2 separate regions of the Mus musculus genome follow, and region 1 is linked to region 2. A link is a contact called in ENCODE Hi-C or POLR2A ChIA-PET data. All regions are on one chromosome and are shown on one strand. Each heading gives the region's core, a stretch centred on a gene start or an enhancer-like site at or near the end of the contact. The rest is flanking DNA. Distances are from core to core; before and after follow the strand shown. Region 1 holds the start of A830021M18Rik (a long non-coding RNA gene). Region 2 holds the start of Pabpc1 (poly(A) binding protein, cytoplasmic 1).

What was found. A loop is a pair of places that touch in the nucleus more often than their neighbours do. ChIA-PET counts read pairs that join two places held with the same protein, here RNA polymerase II (POLR2A).
Region 1: POLR2A ChIA-PET joins it to region 2 with 17 read pairs in embryonic stem cell. The contact joins the promoter of A830021M18Rik here to the promoter of Pabpc1 in region 2. A Hi-C loop is called at or near these places in 1 of 37 maps with a recorded cell type or tissue (T-helper 1 cell). POLR2A ChIA-PET finds 5 or more read pairs at or near these places in 3 of 5 experiments (Patski and embryonic stem cell).

The regions. Positions count from the first base shown.
Region 1 is chr15:36,724,849-36,729,469 of GRCm38, forward strand. A830021M18Rik (a long non-coding RNA gene) reads left to right here and starts at 1,397. Exons shown (of 3, transcript XR_875150.3): 1 at 1,397-2,120; 2 at 3,632-3,680. It overlaps Gm41297 (a long non-coding RNA gene), which reads right to left and starts at 3,463. Exons shown (of 3, transcript XR_875152.2): 1 at 2,867-3,463.
Region 2 is chr15:36,607,137-36,611,100 of GRCm38, forward strand. It overlaps Pabpc1 (poly(A) binding protein, cytoplasmic 1), which reads right to left and starts at 1,837. Exons shown (of 15, transcript NM_008774.3): 1 at 1,178-1,837. The coding sequence starts at 1,370.

The sequences.
Region 1 (4,621 bases), core at 147-2,646, 120 kb after region 2:
CTTCTGTCTCTATTCTACAGGCTTTGAGCAAAATGGTGTATGCCACCCTCAAAATATGAGGAATAGCTGAAGAAACCTGTATTCTGCATCTTCATCTGCCAACCTCTGGAGACCACTGACCTATAAACTCCATAAACTCCGGCTTTCCCAGACTGTCCCATGCTGGACTCATGAGCACCTTGACACAAGTCTTTGGGCTTCACTCTGTGGGGAGCCGCACTCACATTTGCCATTATAAGATGGCGCTGACAGCTGTGTTCTAAGTAGTAAATAATCTGCACATGTGCAGGGGCAGTTTTCCCGCCATGTGCTCTGCCTTTTTTGTGATGACAACTGGGCCAATGGGCTGCAGCCAATCAGGGAGCGACACGTCCTAGGCGGAGGATAATTCTCCTTAAAAGGGACGGGGTTCTGGCACTCTTTCTCTTCGCCTCTTCGTCTCTTCGTTTCTTCTTCTCTTCATCTCTTCGCCTCTTCGTCTTTTCCTCTGCTCTCTTCCTCTGCTCTCTGCCTCTCTCCCTCTCTGCCCCTCTCTCTGCCTCTCTCTCTGCGTCTCTCTGTGTCTCTCTCTCTCTCTCTTCCTCTCTGCCTCTCTCTGCCGCGCTCTTCCTCTCTTGCTCCTGAGTAAGCAATAAAGCTTTGCCGCAGAAGATTCTGGTTTGTTGCGTCTTTCCTGGCCGGTTGCGAACGCGTGTAAGATCACTCCTCTAGCAACATTCAGCTAATGGAACATCCCCATGTTTTGTGTAGCTCCTCTGAGCTCAGCACAAAATGGAGAATTCCCTTTTTCTAGCAGGGCTTCCACTTCTCTGACTACCCCCCCATCCTCTACCTGAGGAAGGTAATGGGGTCCTTGGCAAACCTACAAATTCCTCTCCCTACACCCCATAAGAACCTGCCCAGCAAATACCTGGGATTCCTGGAGAGCTTTTCCACACAAAAGAGGCGTTCCCAGTTCACTGAGCTCCAGCCAGTCATCAACATTCACCCTGAAAACTCCTCTCCACTCTCCAAAGTTCATATACAGCCCTTGTCCACCCAAATAAAGTAAGTGAGCACCAGCTATTTCACTGAAGACCATCTAAGAGCCACTTCATTGGGAGTCATCTAAAAGAGCTGTAAGACTAAAATCGCCAGAGAAGGCCTTCCTTGGTGAAGCCCTCCACCCCATGCCCACATGTGAGTTCAGCTGGACTGAGAGCCAGTCCCAACCTGTTCCAGACTCCACTTCATCCTTCAAGCCTGGTGCCTGGACACCCTGAGGGAGGAAACAGAGGACAGAGAAGCACTTCTGGCACCCAACGCGGCCCACAGCTGGAGGAAGCTAACATACACCTGGGAGGATGCTGGTACTTGATGGGCTGGGCTATGTCACAAGAGGGTGTGGTACAGACCTTTGATGGGCTGGGCTATGTCACAAGGGAGTGTGGTACAAATGCTTGCCATATAATGCTTTGCTATTGCTCTCCTGGTTGGGTCACCAATCTTTAGACACTTAAATTGTCTAAATGTAAAGAGAATTAATGTCACTACAGGCTGCTAAAGAGCAGAAGTTACTGTTGGCATGACCTGGCAATAGCCAGGTATGCCTGGCTCACTCTAAAAGGGTCTGCATGTCTCTTCCTCGCTGTCTGATCCTCTTTCTTACTACCTGCCCCTTCTCCCGCTCCCCCCTTCCTCTCCCCATGTGTTCCTGGCCTGCTTCTCCCTCTCCTCTCCCCACCTCCCGCCTTTCTCTGCCTCCCACCTTCCCCATGCCCTAAATAAACTCCATACCATGCCTCAGGGGGAGGGGATGCCTCAGCGGGGGCCTGTGGAGGCAGCCCTTCCACCTCACCCACCATACAGCGCCTCTACCAACACGGGTGCTGTGCCTGGGATTTAGAAACTCACAGGTTGCATGAGCTCATATTTCCGTGCTGCCACATGGACTTTGCAGCCATGGGATGGATCTCTTGCTAGACCTCTCCACCCAAGCACTGGAGAATTGGTAAAGCTCCCTACTCTCACTGGTCAGCATAAACGCCCTCTGGTCCCAAGGGAGGGCTGTTGAGCTTGCAGCCACCCCGTGGTGTCCTGGTCTTCTTACTGATGCTTCGTTCTCGGACCTCTACCCCTGGGTGAGTGCTCTCTCTGTCTCTGTCTCTCTTTCTCTGACGGTTTTTCTCTTGGCTTCTCTTGCACACTGCTGAAAAAATCCTACGCTTAGGCAAACCATCCTCCCTCAGGCTCTGAGCCCCACACACAGCTCGTGCACTGGTCCCGCAGCTCAGCTGCTAGTTCACTGCGTGGCTGGTGATCTGTTTTGGCTGCCTCTGTTTCTAGCTATCACATTTGTACTAGAGACACCGGGGAACGGGGAAGTCACTTGCTCCTATTCTCACCCAGAAGGGAATATCTTTGCTAGCACGTCTCCTGGTTAAAATTTGGCCCCTATACCCATCAAAGAATAACTCTAAATGGCCGTTTACTGGAACTTTAATAGCAAACTTTTACAACTCTCTAGCTAGCGATCTGTAGACCATTCCCTACCCCACGTTTTCTTGCTGCTTGCTCTCCACTCCCGGTTCCCTGCTCCCCTGATTCTGCCGCCACCACGTACTTTCCATCCGCCCCTCACTCTCTGTTCAGGGCGGTGCTGCCTGACAATCCTGAGCTCTCCACATTCCCCCTTGCTGTCTCCCTCCCTGTTTGACCTGACTCCACAGCAGCCAGTTGACTAGAGCTCTGGCAGCAAGGACACAGCTGCAGCTACGGCCCCCCAGCCCCGCCTACTCAACCCTGCCACCCAGTGCTCTGTGGCACGGCGTGATCTCTCGCGCGCGCCCCACCGCCCTGAGTGCCTGGAGCACACTTGCTCTCCAACCTGAGCAGAGTTGCTAGAAGACAGAACGCTGCTTCAGGCGCTGCTCTCTACTCTTGACCCCCATGCTGATATTCTGCTCTGCCAAGCCACAGGCACACTCCCGTAGCCATCGCTTGCCGCCAAGCCACGCCCCTCACGCTGCACTGCTTAGATTCATCAGTATGTTTGTCTTTGTAATGCTTCTGTTGTTCCATTCTAAGTCACACAGGCACATTCCTACAGCTCCATTCTAGGGGATAACAGTGACTTTTAGCGCCATCTTAACTAGGGGAAGTTCTGTGACTGTCTTTGTTGTAGGCAGATAAGGTTTTGCTATGCTATTGCTTCAGTGCCATCTTAGATGAGGGCAGTCATGTGGCTGGTTGTAGCTTCAGTGCCATATTTGTTACAGGCAGTCCCCAGTTCGCTGCCTTTAGGAGTGCAGCTTGCCAAAGTCACTTAGCAATTAAGATACAGTTTTCCCGTCTATCCTGCTTTGGTAAATAATGATTTCTAAACATTTAAAAGTTAAAGACCACTGCCTTAAATATATGTTTCTAGCCTTGTTTTTGCTACTGCCATTAAGTTCCAATGTGCTTTCTTTATTTGCTAGATGTGTTCTAGAACAAATAATTAAACAAACAGCGGTTGTCTAACTCAGATATGCATAATAGATACTGGCTCTCAATCTTGTCAGAAATCTGATAAATGTAATGTTAAATGTTTTAACTTATTATGATAGATAGAGACTTCCAAATCTTGACAGTTTACCCCCCCCCCCCCCAGGTCTCCGAAGAAGATATGGGCACAGTGACAAGATTCTACCTGGACTGTGGTATGATAACCACTGAGAAACACTGCTCCATTGCCTTGCCCACTGTCAAAGCTTGGCCTACACTGTGGATAAATAGAGGCTACCCAAAGAATTTAATGTCTCATATTGGATCATTTTTCATTTCACATGTACCATACCCGTACTTCCTCCACAGGAAAAGCTTCTTGTCTTCTGCGAATGAGGCCAGATTGACTTTGCCCGAGGGACCACAGGGACCTGGGAACTGTTTAGGTAGTGGACTATAAACCAACCTGTCATTTTAATTAATACATGACTAGATTATAACTTATTATTCCCAGATTTCTGATTACATTGCCAGGTCAGATAACTACAACTTGACAGCTAGAAAACAGACCTCTAGCTCCTTATCCCAAGGTAATCCACCACCTTATTAGCTCCATGGTCAATTTGTTAACTAGCTAAGCCTGCCAGATCTCTTATCAACGTCAGACAGGTTTACTTGCTCACAGACTTCACGATAAAGGACACACAAGTTCAGATGTAAGCTTTCACAGATGTAACCTTCTGTTATTTCCTTATCTAAACTCAGTTTCCAGGGACCAAATGCCTCATATTTCCTCTCCTTGCTATGCTATCGTCCTAACATTAACCAATAGAATTGCAGGAATACTAAAAAAAAAAAAAAAAAAAAAAAAAAAAGACCTGGCACATTCTCACACTTGTGCCTCAACTCTCTGCCCCAGCGGCCTGGCCAACCATGTACTGGCAGACAATGGCTGACCTGTTTTATCTCATGGAGACTCTGACTCAGAACTCCACAATCTCTCCACCCAGCTCGCAAGGTTCCCACTGGCGGGTCGCTACCAGGCCGGCCCCATGCTTCAAATCCCTCACGACCTTTGTGGTGCACCTCAGGCCAACCCACGCTTTGCTGCCATACCTTTCTCTCTTAAACCCAGACAAGCCACCGCATGAAGGAA
Region 2 (3,964 bases), core at 587-3,086:
TAATGAAGTGACACTAAAAGTGCCCCTTAGAGAGCAAGGGGCAGGCCACCTGCTGTGCCCTTCTACAACTTCTGGCTTACCAGAGCATCACTTAAGATGCTGCTTACCCCAAATCTCACCTTTAATCTAGTGACCACTCTTTAATTCCAGTCTTCCTTACTAAAATAAAACCCAGAGCTGACTTCTAAATCAGAGTCATCTAGATTTAAAAACCCAACGATATCAGGCCATAGATCTTATCTGATTCTTAGATTTCTGTTTCAGTGAATTGTCAAACTTAAAACAAACTCAATGTGTTACTTCTTAATTATTGCCCAAGATTCATGGATATTCCAAACCACTTTACGAAAGAAAAATCAAAGAAGCTTTCATTAGTTGGATGCTATTAACTCAGCATAATTTGATCCAGGTTACCCTAATATTTAGGACCAAAACTGGTCAACATGTTTAAAATTCATAACCACAGGTGCTATTTTAGAAAAAATATACATATGTATACATTAAATAACGACTTCTATTAAACTTAAGATCTAATTTGTTTGAAAATGAGCCAAGGAGTCTGGTGCCCTAGAGTCTTCCACATCCCCTCCTCCACGGCATGGTTAAAGAATACTTCATCTAGGGAAAACCCCAAGCAATTATATATGGTATAAGGTGCCTTTCCTGGTCCACAGGTCAGAGATGTGCTATTAGGAACGAGCTTACGACCCTAAGGACCACCACCACCAGGCATCACCCTATTTAACTTTCTTCTAAAGCCTAGGGCTCCTCCCAGCGATTGAGCCACCGGCAGGAACAGGCCTCGGGCCTGTGAGGTTACAGGGTTCAACACGTGGTATTTCCCAACACTGAATCGTACTTCCTCCCCGGCCTGACTGCCGGGCCAGGGCAGGGGATGGAGGGGTACCTCCACCCGCCGCTCCAGGAGGGTACTCGAAACCCCCGAATCCCACAGCTTGTGGCGGGAGCGCGGTGAAGGCTATCTCAACCACCCTCCGGGCGCGTCATCGCCCTAAAGTTTGAGAGCGACCGATGGCGAGAAAATGGTCGCAGAGGAGGAAGTGCCGGCCCGCGAGGGGCTGCGGCGCCGTGCCCTCCCGCCCCCTCGCCCGCCCCGCTAGGCCCGCCGCCCCGGCCGCATGGCCGCCCGCCCGCCACCCTCCGGCCTGCCGCTCACCGTCCGCCGGCTGCTGGAAGTTCACGTACGCGTAGCCCAAGGAGCGGCGGGTGATCATGTCCCTGCAGACCCGGATGGAGAGGATGGGCCCGGCCGGGCTGAACTTCTCGTAGAGCATCGCCTCGGTCACGTCGGGGTGCAGGTCCCCCACGTACAGAGAGGCCATGGGGTAGCTGGGGGCGCTGGGGTTCATCTCGGCACGGCTGCCCGCGGGGCCGCAGGCCGCGACCTTTCCCGTGAGAGGAGGAGAGCGAGTGCGGGGCCGGGGGACGGAGCCGGGGGGAGGGGAGCGGGGGCGAGCGCAGAGGGACAAAATTCAACCGGAATCGACGCGTACTCAACGGCCGTGGAACCGGGGGAGCGAGGCTGGCGGTGCTGGGTCCGGGCGGCAGGAAGGCCTCGGTCTCTGGGTTCCTGCTTGGAGCTGCGGGGCCGCGGGCGGGCGGGTCGGTCTCGGCTGCTTCACCGGGTTATTTTATAAAAGAGGAAGAAAAAAAATAAAAGTCTCCGGCGGGGGAGACGCGGATTTTTTTGTAAATTTTTTTTGGGTTTTTTCAAAGGATTTTTTAGATTTTTTTTGGATTTTTTAATAATAAATGTGTGTTCCGAGCCCGGAGCACACACTCCGCACTCTCAGCACTAACCGCCGGGGAGAAGGGGAAGCACCGCCTCCTGCACCCTCTACTTATACCCCCCGCCGCACTCGCCCCGCCCACGCGCGTCTGACGCCAGGGCCCTACGCGAGCGACGGCGCCGGAGGAGGCGGAGGAAAGCGCAGAGGAAGGGAGAGGTGGCGGCGGCTGCCGCTGCTGCGGGCGTGGGGGTTGGGCCCGAGGCGGGGCGGGGCTTCTGCGCAGGCGCCACAGCCAGGGGCCGACTTCCCGCTGCGCAAAGCCAGGAAAGGGCGGGACGGCCAGTGGGCGGCCTCGGCGCGGCCGCTGGTCACGCCCCTTGCGCACACGCCCCGCCCCCGCCCGAAAGAGCGTTAACCCGTCAGCGCAGCGGGTGGGCAGCGCGCGGGGCTTCCGGGTTTCTGGGCGCCAACCGCCCCCCACGTGCGCGTCTAGTGGCGGCCTCTTCCCTCCGCCCCGGCTGAGGTTCTGCTTCGCTAGCCCCCCACCCCCGAGCGGCGCTGGAAACGGGTGGGCGGGCGTGAGCCTTGCCGGCCGGGTTTCCTAGGTGTGCGCGGAAGGAGGCAGGGTAACTGCCTCGTTCTCCTACCCGGACCGCACTACGAGTCCCAGCGGGCAGCGCCGCCACGCGCGTGGGCCGCGGAAGCGGTGCCTGCCGGGAGCTGGAGTTCTCAACGGCCGCGGGCTGGCTGACCTCAACCGGACCCCAACCGTCCCGGGCGTGACCCAGCACGGGTCCGCGGCCCCGACGAGGGGGAGGGGAGGGGATGGGATAAAGGCAGTTGGGAGTCTGGCGCTTAAGATGTTCTGTTGGAATCACTTAGCCACTTCCTACATTTTTTACAGTGGTAAAAAGGACTCGAAAAAAAAATTTTTTTTCCTTTAAAGTATGCGTTTCTCATAATTACTCGGTATCTGTCACTCTTACCCAAACAAACCTGGATAGCCTGCTTAACTAGGCGTGGTTGGCCACGCTTTTAACCCACTTCACCAGGCGTGGTGCCCACGCCTTTAACCCAGCTTTGGAAAGGCAGGAGGGGTTTGCAGATCTCTGAGGTCAGGGCCACCCTAATCTAGCTCTTGGATGCCAGGGTTTGGGGATTAATATAAATGATTGATAGGCACAAATATATCAACTCGTAGAAATGACATTACATCAACCCAAAAACTCCACTTTAGTAGGTTTTACAGTTTTTGAAGTCCTCTATAAACATCCTTTGACAATGATGTGTGGGAAGTGAAGCAAATAGTACTATTTTTACCGTTAATGGTGTCAGAAGTTAAATGACTGCTCAGCTCTTCAATGATCGTTAGCCTAGCCTATTGCCTAGTGTAAATTAGTTATAACTCTTCTCAGTTAGAATTTAAGTCCGGAGACTCTTACACAGATGCTGTCCCCTCTCCCCCATCTTCACCTCCCCACCCATATTGATGGAAGATAACAGTTTTGAAAAATATGTTGTATGCTTAACACATGAGTATCATTTAAGGCTGTTCTTTGTTTGTTTGTTTGTTTGTTTTTTTGTTTTTTCGGGACAAGATTTCTCTGGAGCTCTGGCTGTCCTGGAACTCACTCTGTAGACCAAGCTGGCCCGAACTCAGAAATCCGCCTGCCTCTGCCTCCCAATTGCTAGGATTAAAGGGGTGCACCACCACTGCCCGGCTTAAGGCTGTTCTTTAGGAAGACACATTATGCTATGTAATCTAAATCTGTTTACTCAAATAAGGCTCTAGTTAAAACAATAATTCATCAAAACACCACCGTTCAGTCTACTAGGAAAGTAGTTTAAAATCAATCCATTAGTATAGTCATTGAATGTCCATCGTGTGCTGGGTACCCTAAAGTAAAGATAACGAAGCAAAGTTCTTATCCTCAGGACGTTAATAATGGTTTTTCTGGTCACCATAAATATAAACCTGAAGGTGTAGTGAATATCGAATCCCAGCACTTTATCAGGTGGGATATTACTATTAGAATCTATTCTAAAATTTTTCTTCAAAATATGAAAGTGAAAATTCCATTGTTAGTGTTTAAAAGAAAACAACATCATTTTAGTACTTAAGCTCCTAGGCAAAGAGCAATATAAAACGAAATGAAAACGGAAGAGGCCTTTGAGAAAGCTGTCAGTATAACTCAGTGAAGGTGTTTATTGCC